Linked DNA regions of Homo sapiens: regions 1 and 3 are each linked to region 2. The links are chromatin loops, found by intact Hi-C in ENCODE. Cell type or tissue: ascending aorta. All regions are shown on one strand.

Region 1 (8,000 bases), 580 kb after region 2:
AGGCTGCTCTCAAACTCCTAGCTTCAGGTGATCTGCCTACCTCGGCCTCCCAAAGTATTGGGATTACAGGCGTGAGCCATTGTGCTGGCTTTTTTTTTTTTTTTGACACGGTCTTGTTCTGTCACCTAGACTGGAGTGCAGTAGTGTGAACATGGCTCACTGCAGCCTTTAACCCCTGGGCTCAAGGAGTCCTCCTGTCTCAGCCTTCCCAGTAGCTGAGACTACAGGTGCATACCACTATGCCCAGTTAATTTTTGAAATCCGTAATCTGTTTTGTTTTGTTTTTTTTTTTTTAACATGGAGTCTCACTCTGTTGCCCAGGCTGGAGTGCAGTGGTGCGATCTCAGCCTACTGCACCCTCCACCTCCTGGGTTCAAGCAATCCTCCCACCTCAGCCTCCTGAGTAGCTGGGATTACAGGCCCACGCCACCAAGTCCCAGCTAATTTTTGTATTTTTAGTAATGATGGGTTTTCACCATGTTGGCCAGGTTGAACTCCTGACCTCAAGTGATCCGCCCACCTTGGCCTTCCAAAGTGCTGGGATTACAGGCATGAGCCACCAAGCTCGGCCAGTAATCCGTATTTTTACACTTGATTTTAGCCAAAAGGTGGAGAAGTGATAGTAATCTGTATTTTTAATAACTGTCCAAAGCGATCCTGACAATGAGCCAAGGTTGAGAGTTCCGGTAGTATTATCTCCCTTTTCTCCACAGCAATCTGGTTTATTTTGCAAACAAGAAAACTGAGGCTCAGAGAAGAATTAACTTGCCCAAAGCCTCAATCATACTGACTTCCTCCAAAGCCTATGATCTCTTCCATACAACATCAGACATAACGTTTGTTGGCACAAGGCTGCAAAGTAGAGACCTTCCCACCACGCAGGGCTGGAAATTCTGGTAACAGGGGCCTTGGCAAACAACCCACATTCCTCTTCCCTATTCCCACTGAAGGCTGTGAGAACACTTGTTGGATTAGAGTCCTAGCTGCCATAATGAAGTACTACAGGCTGGGTGGCTTAAAACCCAGAGGAGGCCGGGCGCGGTGGCTCACACCTGTAATCCCAGAACTTTGGGAGGCCGAGGTGGGCAGATCACCTGAGGTCAGGAGTTCGAGACCAGCCTGGCCAACATGGTGAAACCCCATCTCTACTACAAATACAAAAATTAGCTGGGCGTGGTGGCAGGTGCCTGTAATCCCAGCTACTCAGGAGGCTGAGGCAGGAGAATCACCTGAACCTGGGAGTGGAGGTTGCAGTGAACCAAGATCGCGCCATTTTACTCCAGCCTGGGCAACAAAAGCGAAACTCCATCGCAGAAAAAGAAAAGAAAAAAGCATAGAGAAAAAAAATTATTGTCTAACAGTTCTGGAGATTAGAAGTCTGAGATCAAGTGGGGCAGGGCCATGCTCTCTGAAGACTCTAGGGAAGTATCTGTTCCATGCCTTTCTCTTAGCTTCTGTCATTTGCAACCTTCCTTGGCTTGCAGGTGTATAAATCCAACCTCTGCCTCCATATTCACATGGTATTCTTCCCTCTGTGTAATCAATCTCTGTCTCTTCTCTATTTTATAAGGATTCCTCATTGAATTAAATTGTATTGGATTAAGGGCCCATTTTACTTAATATGACCTCATCCTAATTTCTTAATTTAGATCTTTATTAAATCTGCTGAATCTCTTTTCTTTTTCTTTTTTTGAGACAGAATTTCGCTCTTGTTCCCCAGGCTGGAGTGCAATGGCTTGACCTTGGCTCACTGCAACCTCCACCTCCCAGGTTCAAGGGATTCTCCTGCCTCAGCTTCCCGAGTAGCTGGAATTACAGGCATGCACCACCATGCCCGGCTAATTTTGTATTTTTAGTAGAGACAGGGTTTCTCCATGTTGGTTAGGCGGGTCTCGAACTCCCAGCCTCAGGTGATCCACCCGCCTCGGCCTCCCAAAGTGCTAGGATTACAGGCGTGAGCCACCGTGCCCAGCCTTTTTTCCTTTTTTTTTTTCGAGACAGAGTCTCACTGTCACCCAGGCTGGAGTGCAGTAGCACAATCTGGTGGCTCACTGCAACTTCCACCTCCTGGGTTCAAGTCATTCTCCTGCCTTAGCCTCTTGAATAGCTGGGATTACAGGCATAAGTTACCACGCCTGGCCAATTTTTGTATTTTTGAAGAGATGGGGTTTCACAATGTTGGCCAGGCTGGTCTCAAACTCCTGACCTCAGGTGATCCACCTGCCTCGGCCTTCCAAAGTGCTGGGATTGATTACAGGCATGAGCCACCATGCCAAGCCAGAGTTTCCAAATAAGGTATCAGGGATTAGGACTTCAACATGTCTTGGTGGGGGGGCACGAAATTCAATTCATAGCACCTATAATATTCAGGTGTCAGAAACAACACTGGAATCCTCAAGCTGAATATACAAACCCAATTGCCATGGTGACCCTAGCTTCTCCAAAGGCAGGGGTACCCAAGGGCTCAGATGGGATGAGAAGCTGTGGAAGAGATAGGGGCAGCTTTGGCCATTGGTTGGATGGTTAAGAATTGTAATGTGACATCAGAACAGTTCAGAAACCTGGCTCAGAAAGTCTTTTGTTGGTTTGAAAGAGTGGAGTGATCATGGCTCACTGCAGACTGGACCTCCCAGACTCAAGCAATCCTCCCACCTCAGTCTCCTGAGTAACTGAACTGCAGGCACACACCACCACATCCAACTATTTAATTTTTTTTTTTTTTTTTTTTTTTTTTTTTTGTAGAGATGGTATCTCACTATGTTGCCAGGGCTAGACTCGGAACTCCTGGGCTCAAGTGATCAGCGCTCCTACCTTGGCCTCCCAAAATGCTGAGATTACAGGCATGACCCACTGTGCCTGGCCAGCGGCAAGTCCATTCAATCAACAACTCTCTAAGAGCTTCTCATGTGCCAGGAGCTGGGCAAGGAGCAAGGCAGGCAGGATCCAGTCAATCACGGGCTCATGGGTTAGTAGGGTGACCAATAGCCAAAAGATAAGACTAATGAGGACACACTTATAAACCAGTATCTGTGCTCTGAAAGGAAGAAACTTGATGCCTTTGAGGAGACCCTCCTGTGGCTGCATTTTCCTCCTCTTTCATTCTCCTTCCCTTCCTTCCTTTCCTTTGCCTTTCTAACTACCATTCTCTTGGAGACCTGCGAGTGTTTCAACATCTCAGTGAAATAGAGGGACGAGAGCATCACCTAGTGGTCAGTGTGGGCATAGCAATGACCAAAACTGAACTAATCAGCTTGGGAGATGAAGGGCAAGGGGTGGTGGGGGTAGGCAGTGTGTGTGTCTGGCCCAGGTATGCACCTAACAGTGAAGTGAATACACTCTGGCAGATTCATGGCAATGGACAACAGCTCTTAAAGATTTACCAATTTGAAGCTGGGTACTCCCACCTCCCACAAAAAATAATCACTCCATTGTTTGGTCCTGACATAGCACGTCCCCTGGGGTGCCAGAAAGGCAGACCAAGTCCTGGCCAGGCAGGGTTAATGCTCAAGGAGAACCCTCCCATTTCCTGGCTGTAATAGCAGTGAAATCCTACCTAGCCTGGGTAGCTCTCACATCTGCTCCCATCTCCCTCCGCATTGCCGATGTCTCATCTCTTATCCCTGCATTGTCTCTAGGGTCTAATCAGACCCCCTTCCAATCCACTCCCACTTACACAGGTGTCAGAGGGATCCTTCTCAAACACCAGTCAGATCTGGGCTCAGAGCACTCCCTGGCTCCCAGTGGCTCCCTCACTTCCCTGTGACCTGGCTCCCACCGGCTCCCTCACTTCCCTGTGACCTGGCTCCCACCTAGCACTCTAGTTCACCTGCATCTCTACACGTTACCCTCTGCCATCTCCTCTATCCATCAGACACCTGTGGCAGCCTCAGCATCATACACACCCGCTCTCTATGCTCTGCCTGGAGCTCCCTGTCCAGTCTTGGTCAGCTGGCTAACTCCTGATCCTTGGAGAACCAGCTCCATCAGCACCTCTGGGCAAGGTAAGTTCCCCTTCTCAGAGCTCCCATCTTCTATCATCACACTGTGCTAGATGGGCCCAGGCTGGAGTGCGATGGCACATCTCAGCTCACTGCAACCTCCACCTCCTGGGTTCAAGCGATTCTCCTGCCTCAGCCTCCCAAGTAGGTGGGATCACAGGCGCCCGCCACCATGCCCGGCTAATTTTGTATTCATCATATTGGTCAGGCTGGTCTCAAGCTCCTGACCTCAGGTGACCCCCCCCCCCCCGTCTCTGCCTCCCAAAGTGCTGGGATTACAGGCGTGAGTCACCACACCTGGCCAAGACTCGGCCCTCTTTGAGGTACAGTGTCTGATTATGCTGTGATTCTATACCCAGCCCCAGCCCATTTCTAGACTGGGTCCCGGTACAACAGTGAACACTTGTTGAATGAATGAAGGCTCAGGTGGAAGTCCATCACTCATTCGACCATGAGCTCTGGGCCTTGCATTATATACTTTTATGTTTCCAAATGGATTTTGTTTTTGTGACCTAAGTTTTCTAGGTGTGAGACTTCACTGCCGCTCCTAGTCTGGAAGTATCCCAAGGCGGGGCCAAGGCAAGCACCAGGCTGGGTCCAGGAAGCTCCTGGGTAGAGACCACTATTGGAAAAATGGGGTTTCACAAGAGGGACTCTCCCACTCTGCCACTAGTCGGCTCCTGAAATGGGCCTTGTCTCTGAGGTGCTCCCCTAGCCACCCCTCCCTTTATCCCAGGACTTCTGAGGTTCCCACTTCAGCCTTGGTGGTGGGGAGCGGGTAGAGGAACATCTGTCACCTTCTTTTGGAGCCTGCTCCTAGGTCAGTGGGGCCAGAAATCAGTAGGGCAGAGATGGAGTGCTCATGCGTGCTGGGTTCCATTGGTGAGTCAGCACACCTACTGAAAGCCTGGGAACCAAACTTGCCGGGGTGGGGCGGGAGTGCAGAAAAGAAAGTGTTTCATGACCTGCTTGGGGGAAGGTTAATGCTCTGATGCTGGATAAACATGTTCCTCTCTTCTCTACCCCCCAGGATAGGTTTCTGGGCTGGAAGGGAACTTTTCTGACCCATCAAGAGAAATCCACTGCAGGCCGGGGGCAGTGGCTCACCCCTATAATCCCAGCACTTTGGGAGGCCGAGGCGGGTGGATCAGTTGAGGTCAGGAGTTCAAGACCAGCCTGGCTAACACGGTGAAACCCCGTTTCTAATAAAAATACAAAAATTAGCTGCTCATGGTTGCCCACGACTGTAATCCCAGCTACTCAGGAGGCTAAGGCTGGAGGATTGCTTGAACCTGGGAGGCGGAGGCGGCAGTGAGCCAAGACTGTGCCACTGCACTCCAGCCTGGGCAACAGAGTGAGACTCCGTCTCAAAATAAAAAATAAAATAAAAAAATAAAAAGAGTCCGGGAGCAGTGACTCATGCCTGTAATCCCAGCACTCCAGGAGGCTGAGGCGGGTGGATCACCTGAGGTCAGGAGTTTGAGACCAGCCTGGCCAACATGGTGAAACCCCATCTCTACTAATAATAAAAAAATTAGCCGGGCGTGGTAGTGCACACCTATAATCCCAGCTACTCCGGAGGCTGAGGCAGGAGAATCACTTGAACCTGGGAGGCAGAGGTTGCGGTGAGCTGAGATTGTGCCATTGCACTACAGCCGGGCGAAAAAATATATATATATATAAAATCGTGGTGGCTCACACCTCTAATCCCAGCACTTTGGGAAGCCAAGGCAGGTGGATCACAAGGTCAAGAGATTGAGACCATCCTGGCCAACATGGTGAAATGCCGTCTCTACTAAAAATACAAAAATTAGCTGGGCGTGGTGGCACATGCCTGTAATCCCAGCTACTTGGGAGGCTGAGGCAGAAGAATCGCTTAAACCCAGGAGGTGGAGGTTGCAGTGAGCTGAGATTGCACCACTGCACTCCAGCCTAGTGACAGAGCAAGACTCCTTCTCAAAATAATAATAATAATAATTAAAATAAAAAAAATAAAAAAGAGAGGCCGGGTGTGGTGGCTCATGCCTGTAATCCCAGCACTGTGGGAGGCCGAGGCGGGTGGATCACCTGAGATCAGGTGTTTGAGACCAGCCTGGCCAACATGGTGAGACCCCTTCTCTACTAAAAATACAAAAACTAGCCGAGTGTGGGGATACACGCCTGTAATCCCAGCTACTCAGGAGGCTGAGGCAGGAGAATCGCTTGAACCCAGGAGGCAGAGGTTGCAGTGAGCCGAGATCGCACCACAGCACTCCAGCCCGGGCGACAGAGAGATACTCCGTTTCAAAAAAAATAATAAAAAAAAATCCATTGCAGCCTTATCTCCGTGACAAGACTAGCAGACCCTGCTTTCTTTTTTTTTTTTTCGAGACGGAGTCTCACACTGTCGCCCAGGCTGGAGTGCAGTGATGCAATCTCGGCTCACTGCAACCTCCGCCTCCCAGGTTCAAGCGATTCTCCTGCCTCAGCCTCCTGAGTAGCTGGGATTACAGGCGCCCGCCACCATGCCTGACTAATTTTTGTATTTTTAGTGGAGACGGGGTTTCACCATGTTGGCCAGGCTGGTCTCAAGCTCCTGACCTCGTGATTTGCCCGCCTTGGCCCCCCAAAGTGCTGGGATTACAGGATTACAGGCATGAACCACCATGCCCGGCCTCAGGCCCTGCTTTCATAGTCCTGGTAACCCGGCTATCAGTCACTTGTTGTCTTGGAAAGTTGGACCCTTTTCAGAACCAAGACCAGTCTCCCTTAAGCTTCTACCATGCAGGACCTTGTCCAAGTTTTATCACTGCCTTTAGATGCTGAAGTCCAGGAGAAGCTAGGCCATCTTGTCAGGACAGTTTACATTCTTTCCATGCTTCTTGGGCCACCCCTGAGAGGGTCAGACAAGCAAACCCAAACCCCTTGGCCCTCTCCAGGGACTCATCAAGAGCAGGAATTTGGGGAGAGCAACGAGGGACAAAGTCTGGATGACAAAGCTCACTCCAAAGCTCAAGCAGAGATACTGCAGGGGAGGGAAACCTCCCTAAGAGCCCCTCCAGTCAGCCACAGAACGTATCTCTTGTCACCAGCAGGATTTATTTCAGGGTTCTGCCAGCAAAATGACTTATAAATACATTCTTCCGCATCTCCCCCTTTCCAGGGGTGCTGCTGAGTTGCATGGGATGAGATCTGCTTCTGAGATCCTGGGGCTGTATGCCACCCCCAACTCACCAGAGCTCTTCCAGCACACAGCAGCACCCCCACCCCCCAGCTGGCTTGGAGTTGGGCAGAGAAGCTTATGAGGCTGTTATCTCTCAACAGACAGCTGTGCAGGGCTGGAGGCAGCAGCTTATCAGGAGGCCTGCAGTGATTCACAGCCCAAGACCCAGCTTCTCTGCTGAATAGTAATTTCCAGCAGTGGATTTGTGCTCAGTCTCTCTCCTCCCCCTTTCCCAAGGGTGTGCTGTCCTTTCTCAGAGAGAGGGCAGTGAAGGGGAGATCCTACCCACAGAGCTGGGGGCTTTGTGCCAGCCTTCTGGGTAAGGTTCAGTTTATTGTCTGGAGGCTGCAGATTCAGGGACCTCAGCAGGGTCTGCCACCCTTTGCAGTGACCTCCAGGAGAGTTCATCGATGCTGTCCTTCCACTCCTTCCTTCCCCTCCCAGAAAAACAATGTGCCGCTCCCTTTCCCTTAGTGGCGATGTACAGGGGTACACGGGCCCCCATTTGCAACAGCCTCTGAGGCCAGGGCCAGCCCGGGAGGGCGGAGTGGGGGAGGAGAGAGGAAGAAGCCAGGGACTGGGCAGTGCCTTGCACCATTTTGAAGCTGTTCAGTCTCTGTGCCTGACCCTGAAGACTCCAAAGACTCAGGACGCAAGGCTGGAGGGGAGGGGAGACACAAGGGGCCAGGCGAGAGCTGTCTCTGCACAGGCGGGTGGTTAGAAAAAAAATGGGGGACACAGCCATTTTTGTGCTTGTTTTATTGGAAGCAAGACTCCAGCCAGCTGCAGGGCTCAGGGGA
Region 2 (8,000 bases):
CTTCATTTAAGCCCCTTCCTCAAAGTCCCACACGAGTCCAACCATATCTGATTGGTGGGAACTTAACCACATTGAGGCAGGAGAATAGGGAATTAGGGCAACCAAGGATTAAGGTAGGAACAAAAGAAGAGCAGGTGCAGCCAGTTCACATAAGCAAAAGGCACAGCAGGTACAGCCAATTCTAGGCAGGATTAGGCAACATACAGGCCACATCTTCACTTCTGTGATAACCACAGGCCAAGTCGCCACTTAAGCCTCTAATTGGTCACGGATCAATCCTTCATTGGATGTAACTGATTGGAGGCCTCTGGAGGGCACCGGGGGTGTTCATGTTCTTTAGCTTAATAAAATCTCTAATTGAAGGGGCTCCTGAGCCACTTGCTCAAGCCCACTCTTGCTCTGTGAATTGTACTTGCACATCTTCAATAAATCTGTGCCTTCATTACTCCATTCTTTCGTTGCTTTGTCTTTTGTTGCTTTGTGCGTTTTGTTCAATTCTTTAACATGCCAAGAACCTGGACAACTCAGTCAAGACCTTCCATTCAGTAACCACATGACTGTACCTAGGTACAGGGAGGTAGGTACAGGGAGGCTGGACAATGTCGTTTTGCTCTGGATGGCAATACATCCGCTAGCAGAGGTGCTGGCCAGACCATAGACATAATAATACAGTTTTGTATCATGAAACAAGCAACGGTTTTGGAGCCACATGGACTCAGGTTCAAATCCTAGTTCAACCACTGAGTGGTCGCGTGGCATAGGGCAAGACACTTGAGCTACTTGAGACTTAATTTTTTCATATTTAAAATGGAGATAATCAGACCTGCCTCTCAGAGCTGTTGCAAGATAAAAAAAAGCACTTAAAAGATTCAGAGGTTCTCAAAGTAGCCCACCTAATATCATTGCCTTAAACATCACCCTCTTGCTCAGCTTAGGGTATGGACACCATACATGAAAATTAGGTGATTCTTTCCCTGTTTGTTTTCACATGCACAGCTCAGGGTATTTCACTAAGTCAGATGGTCCCCCCGACTCCACCCTATTTCTTTCTCTGAGGGCATTTCATCTGTTTCGGTGTCACCCCACTCTAACAGTTTAAAGGGAGGAGGGAGAGGCAAGGACCTAAGATGTTTGGAGAGAAATCAGCCCTAGAGATGGGACTCAAGGTTATGGCATTTCTCAGCTTAAGTATCAGATGTGGCTGTTAAAACTATTATTAAATAGATTCCTTTTGCTGTTTGGGGTTTTTCCTGTTTGTTTGTTTGTTTGGCCTTGGGAGGGGTCATGTGGCCATATGGTAAAGAGACATTCCCAAGGAAGGAATGAAACACATTGTTCCTGCCCGGGCCAGGGCTTATGTAGTCAGGGATTATGAAGACTGAATGTTCTGTGTCCTGGAGGAAAGGGGTCCCTGCTTTGGGGACTGTTTCTTTTTATGGATCCTGGGCTATTCCTTCTGTCCAACAAGAGTGAAATGAAGGGAAATACGGGACAGAGTTGACATAGCTTTAGGGGCAGGAGTAATTGGGGTAAAGGAGGGGAGAAGACTGGACCCAGAAGTCAAAGGCCCAGAGCCCCCGGCAAAGGAGTGTTGCCAGGTTGGGAGCCTCTGCAAAGGGCATCTCTGAGGGCTGTTCCTAGGGGCCCACCCATTGCAGCCCTCCTATGAGAACTTAACTCCACATGGTGAACTGGAACCTGAGCCCTAATCTTAGCTACCCAGGGCAGCCTCTCCCTGCTCCTCTAAATCCTCATCACTCCTGTAAGTCCAGAGGAACCCCCACACCCCAACTTGAAGGGTGAATGAGTACCCAGGCACTCCCTGCCTGGGTGCACACTGTGGCTCCTTGTCCCCCTCTATACATTGCCCAGGCTGGCTTTGAACTCCTGGGCTCAAGCAATTCTCCTGGCTCGGCCTCCTGAGTAGCTGGGAATACAGGCGCGTGCCACCGCGTTCAGCTTCATTTTTATTTTTACAGCTTCACTTCACTTCCTCAGTGCAAACATGTTAAAATATTAAAAATTTGCTGTAAAGTTTTTGAAAGGATATTTATAATTTTGCTCTTGAAACCATTTGGCTAGGAGTGACTGATTTAAATTACAATTGGGAATTCTTGTGAAATGAGAAAAACCTAGCCCACACATTCTTTCAGATGTAATGAAATTTTTATGAATACTAAATTTAACAGTTAATGAGGTTGATATAATGTTACAGTTGGACACTTGATTAAGAATTTATTGATTTCCATTTTGCAGTGTTCTTATTTGAGAGCCAATCATTTTTTCTTCAGCTGTGAAATATTCACATGGGCCCTTGGGAGGCCCCCGCTGCGGGCTTCTCTAGCGGGCAGTACATAAGTAACCAGGCCAACAGCTCTTCCCTGTCCTCCCCCTGACACACCTCGCACCCCTTTACACAGGCACATAAGGAAAAACACCCATCGTGGCTGGACCATGGAGACAGAGTCCAGTTCCAGAGGAGGAAGAGGATGGGGCCAGTCAGACAAGGGCACAGAAGCCATGCCATGCCATGTCATGTAAGCAAGAAGCTTCTTACTGCAACCAGTGGCTGGGGCTGCTAAGGGCACTAAGATTCAAGACCAGTGAGCCACGGAGGTTGGCATGGGCACCTCTTCCCTCCTGGGGACAGTAGGTAGTGGGGGCAGGAGGGGAAGGGCCACCTGCCTGGTTTACATAGTCGGCCACAGAGCGGTGGCCCACACTTATTCGACGACTATAGCCTCAGTGTTCCAGGCAGGTGTGCATGGGGCCAGCGGGCTATGAGAGGCTTCCACGTGGCACAAGGACAGCACCCCACAAGGAGAACATGAAAAAGCTAACACAGTAGCACAGGCAAGTGCACAGTACCCCAGCCTCCCCTCGGAACCAGAGGGCGGAGTGGACTGAGGCCACCCTCAGCCAGGTCTGCGGCAGAAGCTGAGGCAGAGAAATGCCACTTTGTCCTTGCTCCAGTCTCTCTCTCAGCCATTCAGATACCGCTTCCTTCACTCCAGAGCCTCAGCCGGCGCCTCTCAGATCAAACCTTGTGCCACTAGGTGGAGCCAAAGCCCACAGCAACAGCGCCGGGCTCGGACACCCAGCCGCCCGCGTGCAGGAAGGAGGTGGGCTCGCGAGGCAGGGGACTGGGGGCCCCGGGCTGAGTCTGGGCCCTACCGGGGGGCCAGGAAAGGAGTGGGAGAGCCAGCCACAGCCCACAGTGGACTTATTTGGTTTACATGGTCCGTTCCGTCCGAACTCGCACTGTAGGCTAAATGGTCCCAGAGCCAACCCCGGCAGCCGCAAATCCCCGTTTGTCAGATAAGGAGGCTGAGGGCCTGAGGGGAGGATCCAGGAGAGCCAGAACAGGGCTGAAGCCAGAGCCCGCGCCCCTGTCCACAGAGCCTTCCCCTGCACCGCTTCCGGGATGTATCCCCTGCCCGTGGGGAGGGCGCACGAGAAGAAGGTGCGGCTTCCAGAAGGGAGATCCTGGGAACGAGGCCGGGAGACACGCTTGGCTCCGGAGCCTAGGACTGGCTCCGGGGCACGAGCCGCAGTCCCCTCCAGCACCTCCTGGTGGGGGCCGCAGCTGGGATGCTGGCTTCGGGCGCCGGCGGCCGGAGCAGCGGAAAGCATCCACCTACAGAGGCTGCGGTGGAGGGGGCGGGGCGGGCGCGGACCCGGAGGCGCCGCATTGGACGAGGGGGTTGCTGGGGTTCTCGGATTGGCTGGCCATGAGGGGGCGGGACCAAGGCCAGGGCTGAGAGGCGTGAGGACCTGGAGCGTGAACGCGTGGGGAAGGCGCAGAGACCTGGCGCAGGTGTTGCGGAGCCTTCTGAGACTGGCCTAAGCTGCAGAATTGATCGAGCATCTGGAGTGGCCATCGGCCGTGTTGCCCGCAGACACAGGTGTGCTGCGACAGACCAAGCTCCAGGGTCCCTCAGGTAGCCAGGTGTGCGGCACAGCTTTGTCCCTCCCAGAACTCAGTTTCCCCAGCAGGGGGCCCGGGGACTATTCCAATCCAGTACTCTGGCCTGCCCCTCCCCTCGCTCTCACTGACCTCCCAGCAGCCAGACCAGGTAGGTATCCAGGCTCCTTCCTATCCTGCCCCCTGCCCCGCTCCATCCTCATCTTTCCCTTAAAGAAACCTCTCTCCAAGGTCCACGGTTACATCACATACAGCTTTGCACACCCAGTGCCCAGCACAGAACCCCCACCCTCTGTGGTTGTCCTTTCGCTTCTCGCAAGGTCCATGGGAGCAGGGGACCAGGCTGGGACAACATGTGGCCCCACCTGGTTGCTATAAAAGCTCAGGTAAGGAAGTTTACAGAAATATGTTGGGGTTACTGCACCTGTAAAAAGTGAAAATGGCCAATTATCATCAATGTCAAGAAGAAAAATTGCCCTTGTTGCCCTTTCACTGTAGTAAAGTGCTGCTTCCAACAAACCAGCACACAAATGCCAACCACAGGTGCATTCCGCTTGGGAGGATGGGGGAGAAACTAGTTGTTTGACTCTGTACAAGAACCAATCACCAGGTTTCCTTAAATGGCACACTTTCTTTGAAATCTGAAGCAAGAAATTACCTCTCCGGACACAACCAAGTTCATCTCGTGTCCTCTCAGGACATACAGCCGGGCTCCACTAGAGGGCAGCAGAAAGATGGAGATGCTCGAGAGAAAAGGAGACTTAAGTTAGTTCTCACCATCCGTGGAGGGTGTGAGGAACCCAATAAAAACCGTACTGGTATTAGTTCCTATTTGTTGACTGGTTACTCTAGGCCAGCCATCCCTCTGACTGATCTGTTAAAAAAAAAAATTAAGTAATTTGGGCCGGACGTGGTGGCTCATGCCTGTAATCCCAACACTTTGGGAGGCCGAGGTGGGTGGATCACCTGAGGTCAGCAGTTCAAGACTAGCCTGGCCAACATGGTGAAACCCTGACTCTATTAAAAATACAAAATTAGCCGGCCATAGTGGTGCATGCCTGTAACCCCAGCTACTTGGGAGACTGAGGCAGGAGAATCGCTTGAACCCAGGAGGGTGGCAGTGATCCGAGATCGCACCACTACACTCCAGCTTGGGCAACAAGAGTGAAACTTGGTCTCAAAAAAAAATTAATTTGATCCTGCCATTAACCCTATCAAGGTGGATACAATTGTGTTAACCCCATTCTACAGCTGAGGAAAAAAACAAGTTGAATAACTTGCCTAAGGTCACACAGCCAATAAGAAGCAAATCTGGGATATGAACCCTGAAGTAGAGCTATAAATCTGACATTCATAAACCTATGCAATTTTGCTTCCGTTGAAGAGGGAGGGAAGGATGGCGAGCAGAGGTGGCAGCTGAGGCCCCCACAGATATTACCCTTGTGGGCTCTTTAAGGCCAGTTCCAGAAGCAGGCACCAGACAGGAGCATCTAGCTAATTAAGGACCTTGGGTCATCAGGCAGGTAGGGTCAGAAAATCTGAGCTCAACCTGCACATAAACCCCACACACCTTGCAGGAACCTGTCCTAGCCCACCCATCACCATGGGTGGCCCAGCTCTCCAATACCCTGGGTGCCTGCCACCATGGTGAACCCTTGTAACCACTGTGTCCCCTCTGGCTTAGATGTGTGAAATTGACCTTGACCCACTCTCTTCCTTACCTTATAGGCAGCCTTGCCTGCCTCCACCATCAGCCAGGATCGGGCCTCCTCATGTCAGTCAAGAAGATGCCAATCAGCAGCAGCAACTGCTGCCAAGAAGCTGGAGTCCAACAAGGATCAAGGGGATGCTGGTGGGATCCTTTCCAGGGCAACCTTGAGAAGAGTTTCAGGCCAGAGCCTAATCCTTTCCTGATTTTCTTCCCAATTTAACATTTACTGAGCCGCTACTGTGGGCAGGCACCTTGCTGAGTGCACAAGGGGGACTTGCTGGGTGATCTTGAGCACACTCTTTACCACCCCCACCTCAGCTCTTGGTTAGTTTCTCTTCTGTAAACTAAGGTTGCAGAGACCAGGGGTTCTTTACTCGGGACTGAAGGGTCCCCTAAAATTGGGTGTGTGTGAGAACATCTTTCTGGGGCAGGGTTTCTCAGCCTCAGCACTATTGATACTTAGGGCCAGATCATTCTTAGATAGATCCCTCCCAGAACACACCTGTGGGCTGGCATTTGCGTATTGGTTTGTTTGAAGTAGCACTCTGCTGTAGTGAAAGGGCAACAAAGGGGCAATTTTTCTTCTTGACACTGACAATAATTGACCATTTCCAGTTTTTATAGGTGTGTTGTGACCTTTAACTCCAACACATCCCTGCAAACACCCTTAGCCCAAAATCTGACCTGTGCATTGCAAAATGCCAAAACCCACTAAATGCCTCTCTGAAGCCTCCCAGCCCCACGGCCTTTCCACCCACTCCACCTGCTGTGGCCAGGCTGGGAGGGGTGCAGGAAGGTGGCACACTGCCATGTACAATTTGGAAGAGGAAGAGCCAGGAACCCCTCCAGGCCCAGCTCTCTGTGAGCCCTGCCAAGGCCACCTACACCTGCCTGACTCTCTGGGGCCCCTCAGCCCTGGCCTGGGAAAGAGGCTTCGCCCAAATCCAAGATGCAGGCCCCTGCCACAGGGCTTACCTACACCCCTGTGAGAGCCCTGGGTAGGGGTCAGAAAATGGGGCAGAGGCCAGAGCCAGCACTGGGGGCAGAAGCAGGCAGTCCCTCCTCCCATGGTTAAGCCTGCATCCTCTCTCCTCCTGCGCGGTGGCCCTTCCTCACTGAGCACCTGCCAAATCTGCCAGGTGCGAAGCCTGCTGTCAGGGCCAGAAAGTCAGAGGCAAATTCAGGGGTGAGCTGAACAGTGTTTAACAACCAGGTCTCTGGACTGGGGTGAGGGGCCCTGATTTGTAGTCTTTGCCTATTTCTGTGGTGCAAATATTCCTACCCTGGCAGATATAAAGCCAGCAGTATTTTGTCACTGAGCGTGGAGCTGGTTCACAACATCACAAAGTGTGTGCACCACCAGGTGCAATAGACACAAATTACCTTACGAGCATGAATAATGGTAACATATAGTAAAATAATTAGGAAATGATGAGTTGCTAGTGGGTATTTCCTTTTTTAACAAAATGTATTTAAGGTTATATAATTTAAGTACCGACAATGACTGTGCTTAACAACTCGTTCGCAAAATTCTGAAAATGTGGCCACCAGCACCTATGAGCCGGTACCAGCTGGCTGCAGGCCCATCACTGGGAATTGAGTGTGGTCCCTGCTCTCTGAAGGCGACAGGTCTACCCAGGGTGGGCCGGTCTGTGGGGGGACAGAGGGATGCATGGGGGCCACGGAGAACCAGAGGAGACACTCTGTGCAGGGGTTCAGGGAAGGCTTCTTGGAGGAGGCAGCATTATAGAGAACAAAGGGGAGGGTAAATATATCCCAGAAAAGGGTAAGGAGAGAGTGCCAGGCTAGAGAGGACACTGGGGAAAGACCAGGAGAAAACAAAGTGTTTGGCGTGGTCCAAAAACTAAAAATGTGTGTCTCAGTCTGGCTGATGGGATGGCTGGGTTCCAGCCCAGGTTCTGCTGCTGATGCCTCTGTCACTTGGACCAAGTCCACTCCATTCTCTAGGCTTCTCGCCTCTGTCAAATTGGGGTCCGAACCAGATGGGTTCCAGGCCCGCTGGTGATCTAGACCCCCAAGAAGTCTGCAGAGGGGCCTTGTGAACATGTATATAGCTCATGGAGGAAGTCTGGCCCACAACTGACACTTCACAACCAGATCTTCCCCTCCCTCCTCCTCTCCCCTTCACCCGGTTCCCCCAGGTGATCCTGGAAATTCTGGTTTGGCTTCAGAAAGTAACTATAATTACAGCCTTTTTTTTTTTTTTTTTTTTGAGACAGAGTTTCGTTCTTATCGCCCAGGCTGGAGTGCAGTGACTTGATCTTGGCTCACTGCAACCTCCACCTCCTGGGTTCAAGCGATTCTCCTACCTCAGCCTCCTAAGTAGCTGGGATTACAGGGGGA
Region 3 (8,000 bases), 260 kb after region 2:
CATAGATCCTGTTCTACCAGCCTCCAGGGCCTAGAGCTTGGCACCTTAGGATTTGAGCATCAGTGTGTTCCTATGGTTGGAACCCACACCAGCTAGCTCATCCAGAACTAGCCTCATTTTGCCATCTTTGAGACAGGGTGCTGGCCCCAAGCCTACTCATCTAGACTGGACAAATGTAAAAGGTTCAAAGCCCAGATGATGTAAGAGCTGGGGTGGAGCTCAAGCACGGGAGCCCATCTGCCTGCTCTGGGATGACAGCTGCAAAGGACCGTTTCAGGGGAAGGGCAGAGGGGATGAAAGAGTAGGTGGGGCATGTATGTGCGGGCAAAGGGCTGGAGGAGTGGTGGCCTAGGACAGAAGCACCAGGAAGCCTCTTCTGGTTCAGCACCAGGCTCCCCCAGGGATATCCCCATCTGAGGGGTCTGGCCCCAGACTAGGCAAAGGCTCAACCTGCTCAGCTTTGAGGGTGGGGGCGGGCACTGCTGGCAAGATGGGCACTGTGGTTCTACAGTAATATAACCTTATACTACCTGTGCTGAAGACGACAGAACAACATAAAATCCCAATACAGTAACACCATCCTAATGCCGCCCCCTTCCCTACCTCTGAGTGATGGAGGGAAAAGGAGGGAGAGATCCTTGGAAAAATCAGCATAAAACTTGGATCAGCTCAGGAGTAAGGGTCAAAACCCCCCAAATCAACTTGTGGGGCTAGGGGAAGGCCTGGTCTGTCACAGCCCTGGACATGAATGGAGAGTGCAGGTCTGCCCTCTGGTGGACAGCTGCCGTGCAGCTGGTTCTACAGAGGAAGGGCTGTCTGCGTGGGGAAAGCAGGGGAGACACAAAGCCACAAGCTCTGAAATAGAGCAGGTACAGGCCCCCAGACAGGACCTGGCCCACTCTTCAATGTGTGTGCCCAGGCCCAGTGGCTGTAAACCTGAAACACAGTCTTGAGAGCTGCCTACGGCTGTAAACAAAGGCCCACCTGGCCGTGCAGGGGGCTGAGGGTAGAGATGCCTGGAGTTGCTGCACGCTCAGCCTGCCACCCAGCCCGGAACCCAGTGGGAAAGACTTCCCTGGCTAAGAGCAAGTGACAGGTCAGTTTTAAGTAAGTTCTGTTCTCTCACAGAAGAAACAAACCCAAAAGAGAAAAAACTTTAACAAGGTCCATGAAGCTTCATATCCTTAAGGCGTTTGTTATCAGGAGCAGCAGGGGACAGCAGAGTCCTGCCTGCGCAGGAACCCTCTAAGCAGAGTGCAGTGGGATAACAAACTTGCAGCCAAAGGGCGAGTGGTAGTTGATGCCCACCTCCTGGAAGACCTGCTGGGGAATGCCAATGTCGCACAAATAGATACGGCCTGCGTGCTCCCCCAGTGGCAGAGGCAGGCCCAGTGCCAGTGACCATTTGGCATCAATGCCCTGTTCGACTTCATGCACAGGAGGGTCTATGCTGAGTACTGGTGCCCGGTTCTGGTTGGCCCAGGCCACAGCTGCCTTGTACCAGGGTTGATCGCGCAGGAAGACGTTCTCAGGGCAATCCAGGCAGTTGATGACCAGGTCCACAGGGCTAGTGGGCAGATCTGCAGGTGGAAAGAGTGCCATCTGAAAGTCCCTATGAGCAGAGAGCAGCCCAGGCTGGGACTAGGGCCCAGGTCACCCCAAGGGTGTCTTTGTTTTCCAGACACCACTCGAATGCCTCTCCAAAGGCTGGCCTTCTTAAAGCTGGGCCAGGGCACAGGCCCTAGGAGTTGCAAGCTGGCTGGGCTGAGTGCTAGAGACCAAGTGCATGTCAGCCCAGCAGACCACTGCCCTCCTGGAGTTCTCAGGATGAACCATTGTCGTCCTGAGTGTGCAGAGCTTCTCAGGGCACAAAGCCCTCACCTCCTCTGCCTTCTCAGGCATGCCTCTGTATATCCAACTAATGCCCTGGGCACCTTATGACCTCTGGGAAGGCAGAGTCCACTGTCAAGGTGGCCATCACAGGGAAACCCCACTCAGGTCCAGCAAAAACAGGAGCTGACTGCTATCTGCTGACCCAAGAAGGGTGAGCAGGTGAGAGCATGCTTATTCTATTCCAGCTGGCCTACTCATTCTACTCTAGCAAGCCTGTCCCCTCTCGTACTCATTATCTCACAGGAATGGGTCCTCCACTCAGCCCAACCTTAATTAAGAATTAAGAGGGAACCTATTACTATTCTCCCAGGCTCCTCTGCTCTAACCAGGCTTCTGGGACAGTATTAGAAAAGGATGTCTCAACAAGTATGTAGATCCTGTACTGGCCTAAGAAGTTAAACTGAGAATAGCATAAATCAGACCAAACTTAATGGTCGTTGAGACTTGTGTCCTGGAGCAGCTGGGATAGGAAAACTTTTGGGCAGCAAGAGGAAGAACTGCCTGGAAGGGGGCATCATGTTAAAAATTACAAGGGGAACCCACACCAGGCCCCCTTCCCAGCTCTCAGCCTAGAGTATTAGCATTTCTCAGCTAGAGACTCACAACTTCCTTGCTTAGAATGTGCCACCGGGGGGAGTCCCTGTGGGTGATGAGGCTCTCAAGAGTGAGAGTGGCATCCTATCTTCTGTGTGCCCACAGGAGCCTGGCCCGAGACTTAGCAGGTGAAGTTTCTGGTCCAGGCTTTGCCCTTGACTCACTATGTGACCTCTGGTGGAGTCCCTTCTCTGGGCCATATTTGCTCTCTCCAATTCTTCTCCCTGCTGTTCTCATTTAAACCCATTCCAGTCAGACTCTGTCCCTACCACTCCACTTAAGACCACTCATCAAGCTCACCAGGAGCCTCCACAGAGATGCTAAATCCAGTGGTCGATTCTGTCTTCCTTTGACCTTAACCTAGAACGGGGCTTGCTGACACACTGACCACATGCTCCTTTCTTCACTTGGCTTTCAGCTACCATACTCTCCTGGTTTTCTTCCTCCCTCACTGACCATTCCTGTCCCATCTCCTTGGTTAGGCTCTTTACTCCCTGACTTCTAAATAAAGAGCTCAGTTTTCCAACTTCTGTATCTACTCTCTTCCTATGTGACAGCATATCCAGGCTCCTCATGGCTTAAATATTCCCTATGGCTTGTAACTCTAGGCTGAATCCTTTCACTTCAGATTCATATAACTCGTTCCCTATCAACATTTCCACCTGCATATCCAATAGGTGTCTCAAGCTGAGCTTCTGCTGTTCCTCCCCAAACCTTCTCTATCAAGTTTTCCCATCTCAGTGATCGCACCTCAGTTACTGAGGCCAAAAACTTTGGAGCCATTGCCAACTCTTCTCTTTCTCCCACCCCCCATACATCCAGTCTGTGGATTCTATCTCCAAAACTGATTTAGAAACTAACTACCTTCACCACCTCTGGCACTACCACTCTTGTCTTAGCCACCATAATCTCTCTCTCCCATGATCACAACAGCATCTTGACACTTCTCTGTACTCCTCTGTGTAGTCTACTCTCAAACAGCACCCAGAATGATCATCTGGAACCTAAATTTGATTATATCATTTCTCTACTTATTCCTTCAATGACTGCCCATCTCACCAGAGTAAAAGCCCAAATCCTTGTGGTCATCCCCAAGGCCCATCATGACCTGACCCTGAAATGTCCAAGTCTCCTACTCTCCACCCAGTCCTCCAACATGCCTCCTTTCCCTGCTTTGTTTTTATCCACATCACTTACTACAACTACACAAGTATGTTACATGTCTTTTTGTTCCTCCTAACCAGAATATAAGCTCCACAGAAGAATGGATTTAAAAAAATCTGTTGCCATATCCCTAGCATCAGGAAGAGTGCCTGTTCAACGAATATTTGTGGAATGGACCAATGGGTCCCCAGCTCTTCATGTGAGTAGTTGGAGAGGGAGAAGCATAAGGGGATGGGAAGTAGTATATTACTGTTCTAAGACTCCTTAGAGGCGAAGCACCATCCTTACACACGTAGTGCCTTTCCACCTGTCGCCACTGGGTGGCATGACGAGACCATCAAACTGCTAAGGAGGGAGGAGGCCTTCAGCCCAGCCCTGCCTAAGTGCTCACCTTTGAGGCTAGACACTTGTTGGCCTTGGGTCTTGCTGAAGAGCGACAGCTCATTGGTGATAGATTCCAACATCTTGACAAAATTGGGCAGGAAAAGGATGACCTGGACATCATGGTTGGCTAGGTGCCTTCCACAGCTGATACCCTGAGCCCCCTTCACATGAGGTCCACACAGTAGAGCCACTGTAGGCCTCTGGTGAACATTTTTGGGATTCAACCTGGAAAAGAAGGTGAAGAAGCAGTATCAGCTACATACTTGCCAATCCCTTGCACCCTATACCAGACAATTGCCTGTAGCACCTATTGGTCTCAGATCTCTTACCCACTGCTCACCAAGTCCCAGGCTCCAGAGGGGGACAAAATCCACTGCAGGCCAGGTCTATAGGGTGGCACTCCTGTTGTCCCAAACCCCAACCTCACATCATTGCTGGGTCCTCCCACTAAGTGGTTCACCCAGATCTTGCTCCACACAACACTGTTGCCACAACACCGCTTTGCTGACCCATGAACACTTAATAGTTCCTCTGCAGCCTTGTCTGCTCTTCTTCCCCAACGTGTCTGCTTCACTCCAGCAGGGCTGGTCTCATCCTCTCCTGCACTTGTAAGGCTCTTTCCTGCTTATGCTCAAACTACATCCCCTGCCCAGAAAGCCTTTCACTTTCCAAACTCTGAACCGCCTTTTCTTGGAGATCCAGTTCAAGACTTACCTCTGCTGGGATTACTCTGGCTCATGCCTTTACCTCTCCTCAACTCCTAATAAGCTCACAGCAAGTACCATAGCTCTCCATTCTCCTCAGTCAGTTGCCAATGGTTCTCTTTACTGAGCTTAGTAGCTTACTGAAGTTAATGAAAGCAATGCTGCAGGCATTAACAGTATCTATTTCATAGGATGCTGTGCAGATTATCGGATGCCCAGCACTTAGCAGTGCCTAACACAAAGAAGGTAAGGTACTCAGTCAGTGCTGACCATGGCGGAGGCAGCAGGCCAAGGGTTACCTGGCCTCCTAGGCTAGCAGCTGCCTTGGATGAAGTTGTCACTTCCAGTTTTCTGCTATTCAAAGCTGAGACTCCTCTAGACTCAGAGAAGCCACAAATAAGGAGATAAAGAGGATTAGCCCCAGAGCTGTGCCCAACTCATAGGCAGCACAGTTGGCTCACGGGGCAGCAATGTAGGGAGGAGATGGACGGCAAGGCCATAGGTCCCTGCCTAGTGGCAGAGCAATGATAGTCACTTACCGGTTTCCCAAAGGGAGGAAGATGACAAGATGTTGTCAAGCTAAGAGGAGCTTCATAACTGCCCCCATTCCCAAACACATTTTGGAGAATTTAACAATCTACTCTATATTCCAGACACCAAACCATTCGCCTTCCCATTTCTGCATTTAGAGGAAATATGATGAGAATTGCTCCCTTCAGAGGATGCTGCAGAGTTGTGGAATCTGACTCACTTTGTTCTCTAAAAGGGTTCTTCCTCTCAGGGAGAACCTCTCCCACCCCCAATCAAAAGAAGCAGAGCATGGCATTCACACACCCAGCGGCAAGGTGTAGAGTATATGGGCACTGGAAATGGACCTATGTGGATTAGAGGCCTGGCTGGACTGTGTACCAGCAGTATCATGTGGGCAAGTCCCTCAGCTCTCTGAGCCACAGTGTGCTTATCCAAAAACACAGGGCTATTATTTAGCTTTGAGGTGAAGTTATGAGGACCACATTAAATTATGTTGTGAAAGCACTGTGGAACACTGCATGGCACCTGACATACATTAAACTTCAAGATTACTAACCACGGGTCTGATTTCTCAACATCAGCAACTGCTACAAAGGACAGGAGATGGACCTTTGGATAGTTCAGACACTAAGAGAAAAGACTGGCACAAGGACAGCCAGCCCCAAGAAGCTGGCTAGAGAGGAGTGTGATTTGGTAAGGACATTCAGCTCCTGCTCCAAAACTAATGTTTCTGGGAAGCCACTTAATGGTCTCAAAGTGCCCCCAACAGTGGCTCTGGGAGGAGGTGCAGGAGACACCAGACACACGGGCCTGATGCTCTTTCAGAGGGCACCTCACACTACCCCCTCCTGTAGGCATTTCCCTGGCTCTTCCCTGGCACAGGAGAGCCCAAGGATCTAACAGCTAGGAAGCAGGCCTAAATCAAAGAAAAAGGAAAAACTAACACTCCAACCCCCAACTCAAATAGGATGAGGGAGGTGGAAATCTTACATCTGGCTTGGAGTAAGCCTGCTTGAATTAAGATCACTTCAGAATCAGGAGATGCCTTCCATCCAAACACATTATCAGGCCCAGAGAATGAAAATAGGCTGGAGTGAGGAGCTACAGGATTTATCTGCAATATCAGTTTTCTGGCAAGCACTCCCAAACACCATGGCTGGAAGCACAAGCCAAGGACCAGGTTCCATTTTGCAAATAGGGAAGGGGCCCTGTGGGAAGCAACATCCTATCATGTGAGGCTTTGGATCTGTGAGTGCTGCTCAGGGAAAGGAGGCTTTCCTTGCCCCAGTGAACCCAGATCTGCCCTGCTCTTTGGAAGTGGCCTCCCCACTCCAGACACCACTCTCCCACAAGGTTGCCTACATCCTCCTCTTTACCGAAAAATCCAACAGGCACTTGTCAACTCTAATTTTGATTGATCTCTCAGCACTACCATTGCCGGCCGTTCCTTTTTTCTTCAAAGACTATTTCCTTGGTTCTTACACGCTACCCTCTTGGTTTCTTACCTCTCCTGCCTTCTTCTTCATCCTTCTAACTGTGCCTTACATGCCGACGTTCCCCAGAATCCCACCCTAGGCCCTTTCTGTTCACACCTTCTCCTTATATGATCTCATCTACTCTTACACCATCTACAAGCTGACAACTCCTAAATCTCTAGCATCAGCTAAGACCCTTTTCTGAACTTCAGATCTTTTTTTTTTTTTTTTTTTTTTTTGAGATGGAGTCTTGCTCTTGTTGCCCAGGCTGGAGTGCAGTGGTGTGATCTCAGCTCACTGCAACCTCCTCCTCCCAGATTCAAGCATTTCTCTTGCCTCAGCCTCCTGAGTAGCTGGGACTACAGGCACCTGCCACCATGCCTGGCTAATTTTTATATTTTTAGTAGAGACAGGGTTTCGCCATGTTGGCCAGGCTGGTTTTGACCTCCTGACCTCAAGTGATCTGCCCGCCTTGGCCTCCCGAAGTATAGGGATTACAGGTGTGAGTCACTGCGCCTGGCCTAAGTTTCAGATCCTTATAGCTAAGAGACTATTTGGATATCTCACAGGTATTCCAAACTCAACACATCCAAAACAAAACCCACCATCTCTCCCAAACCTGCTCTTCTTCCCATGTTTCCTATCACAGTGAATGTAACCACCATCCAATCAGATGTCCAGGCTAGAAAACTTGAAGTTCACTGATTTCTGACATTATACTTTCCATTACCTCTAAAATCCATTCAATTACCTTGCCCTGCTGAATTTACCTTAAAAACAACAACAACAACAACAACAACAACAACACCCATCTGTCCACTTCTCTTTCTAAGAGACAAAAAAAAAAAAAAGAGACAGACAAAGTCTCACTACGTTGCCCAGGCTGGCCTCGAACTCCTGGGCTCAAGCAGTCCTCCCACTGCAGCCTCTGGAGTAACTGGGATTATAGGCATGCCTCACCAAACCTGGTTTGTCCACTTTTCTGATCCCTGCTTCCCTAGTTGGGCCACCATCACTTGGGCCCTGGCTCAGTTTTCTAAGTTTTGCAGTTTTCTACCTGATCTCACTGCCTTCAGTCTTGCCTCCATTGAATTGACTGTCCTCATTGTAGCTAAAAATCATCTTTTTAAAACACAAGACTAACTATGTCATAGCTCTACTGAAATGTCTTCAGCAGCTCCCTACCACTCAGCTGTACTGAGGCCCTACTTTCCAGCCACATAGTGACTTACGGATTGCCAACAACCATGTGCCA

Evidence for each region. Peaks named below come from ENCODE experiments on the same cell type or tissue, not always from the same donor. Only the 100,000 strongest peaks of a DNase experiment are listed, where the experiment ranks them.
Region 1: a loop joins it to region 2, with 4 times the contacts of the local background. A loop is called at or near these places in 24 of 110 quality-filtered maps.
Region 3: it touches region 2 in a loop (5-fold over the local background); 94 of 110 quality-filtered maps call a loop at or near these places.

The regions. Positions count from the first base shown.
Region 1 is chr15:74,947,361-74,955,360 of GRCh38, forward strand. It overlaps RPP25 (ribonuclease P/MRP subunit p25), which reads right to left. Exons shown (of 1, transcript NM_017793.3): 1 at 7,058-8,000. Among named protein-coding and RNA genes, the nearest start is that of RPP25, 5.4 kb to the right of the region's middle. RefSeq lists enhancers at 3,327-3,376, 7,228-8,000. In ascending aorta, a CTCF peak has its summit at 3,216 (motif pointing left); a DNase peak (open chromatin) is centred at 3,211; H3K4me3 peaks cover 63 bases.
Region 2 is chr15:74,370,763-74,378,762 of GRCh38, forward strand. It overlaps LOC124903524 (a long non-coding RNA gene), which reads left to right. Exons shown (of 2, transcript XR_007064709.1): 2 at 1-450. Among named protein-coding and RNA genes, the nearest start is that of LINC02255, 4.3 kb to the right of the region's middle. RefSeq lists silencers at 3,064-3,113, 3,714-3,773 and enhancers at 3,374-3,423, 3,905-4,452, 4,780-4,829, 7,717-8,000. In ascending aorta, CTCF peaks have their summits at 3,061 (motif pointing right) and 4,639 (motif pointing right); DNase peaks (open chromatin) are centred at 3,059, 3,389, 3,699, 4,639 and 1 weaker place; H3K4me3 peaks cover 1,213 bases; H3K27ac peaks cover 512 bases.
Region 3 is chr15:74,631,367-74,639,366 of GRCh38, forward strand. EDC3 (enhancer of mRNA decapping 3) reads right to left here. Exons shown (of 7, transcript NM_025083.5): 6 at 4,043-4,260; 7 at 1-1,580. The coding sequence ends at 1,246. Among named protein-coding and RNA genes, the nearest start is that of CLK3, 20 kb to the left of the region's middle. RefSeq lists enhancers at 665-724, 785-934. In ascending aorta, CTCF peaks have their summits at 778 (motif pointing left) and 3,970 (motif pointing right); DNase peaks (open chromatin) are centred at 771 and 3,977.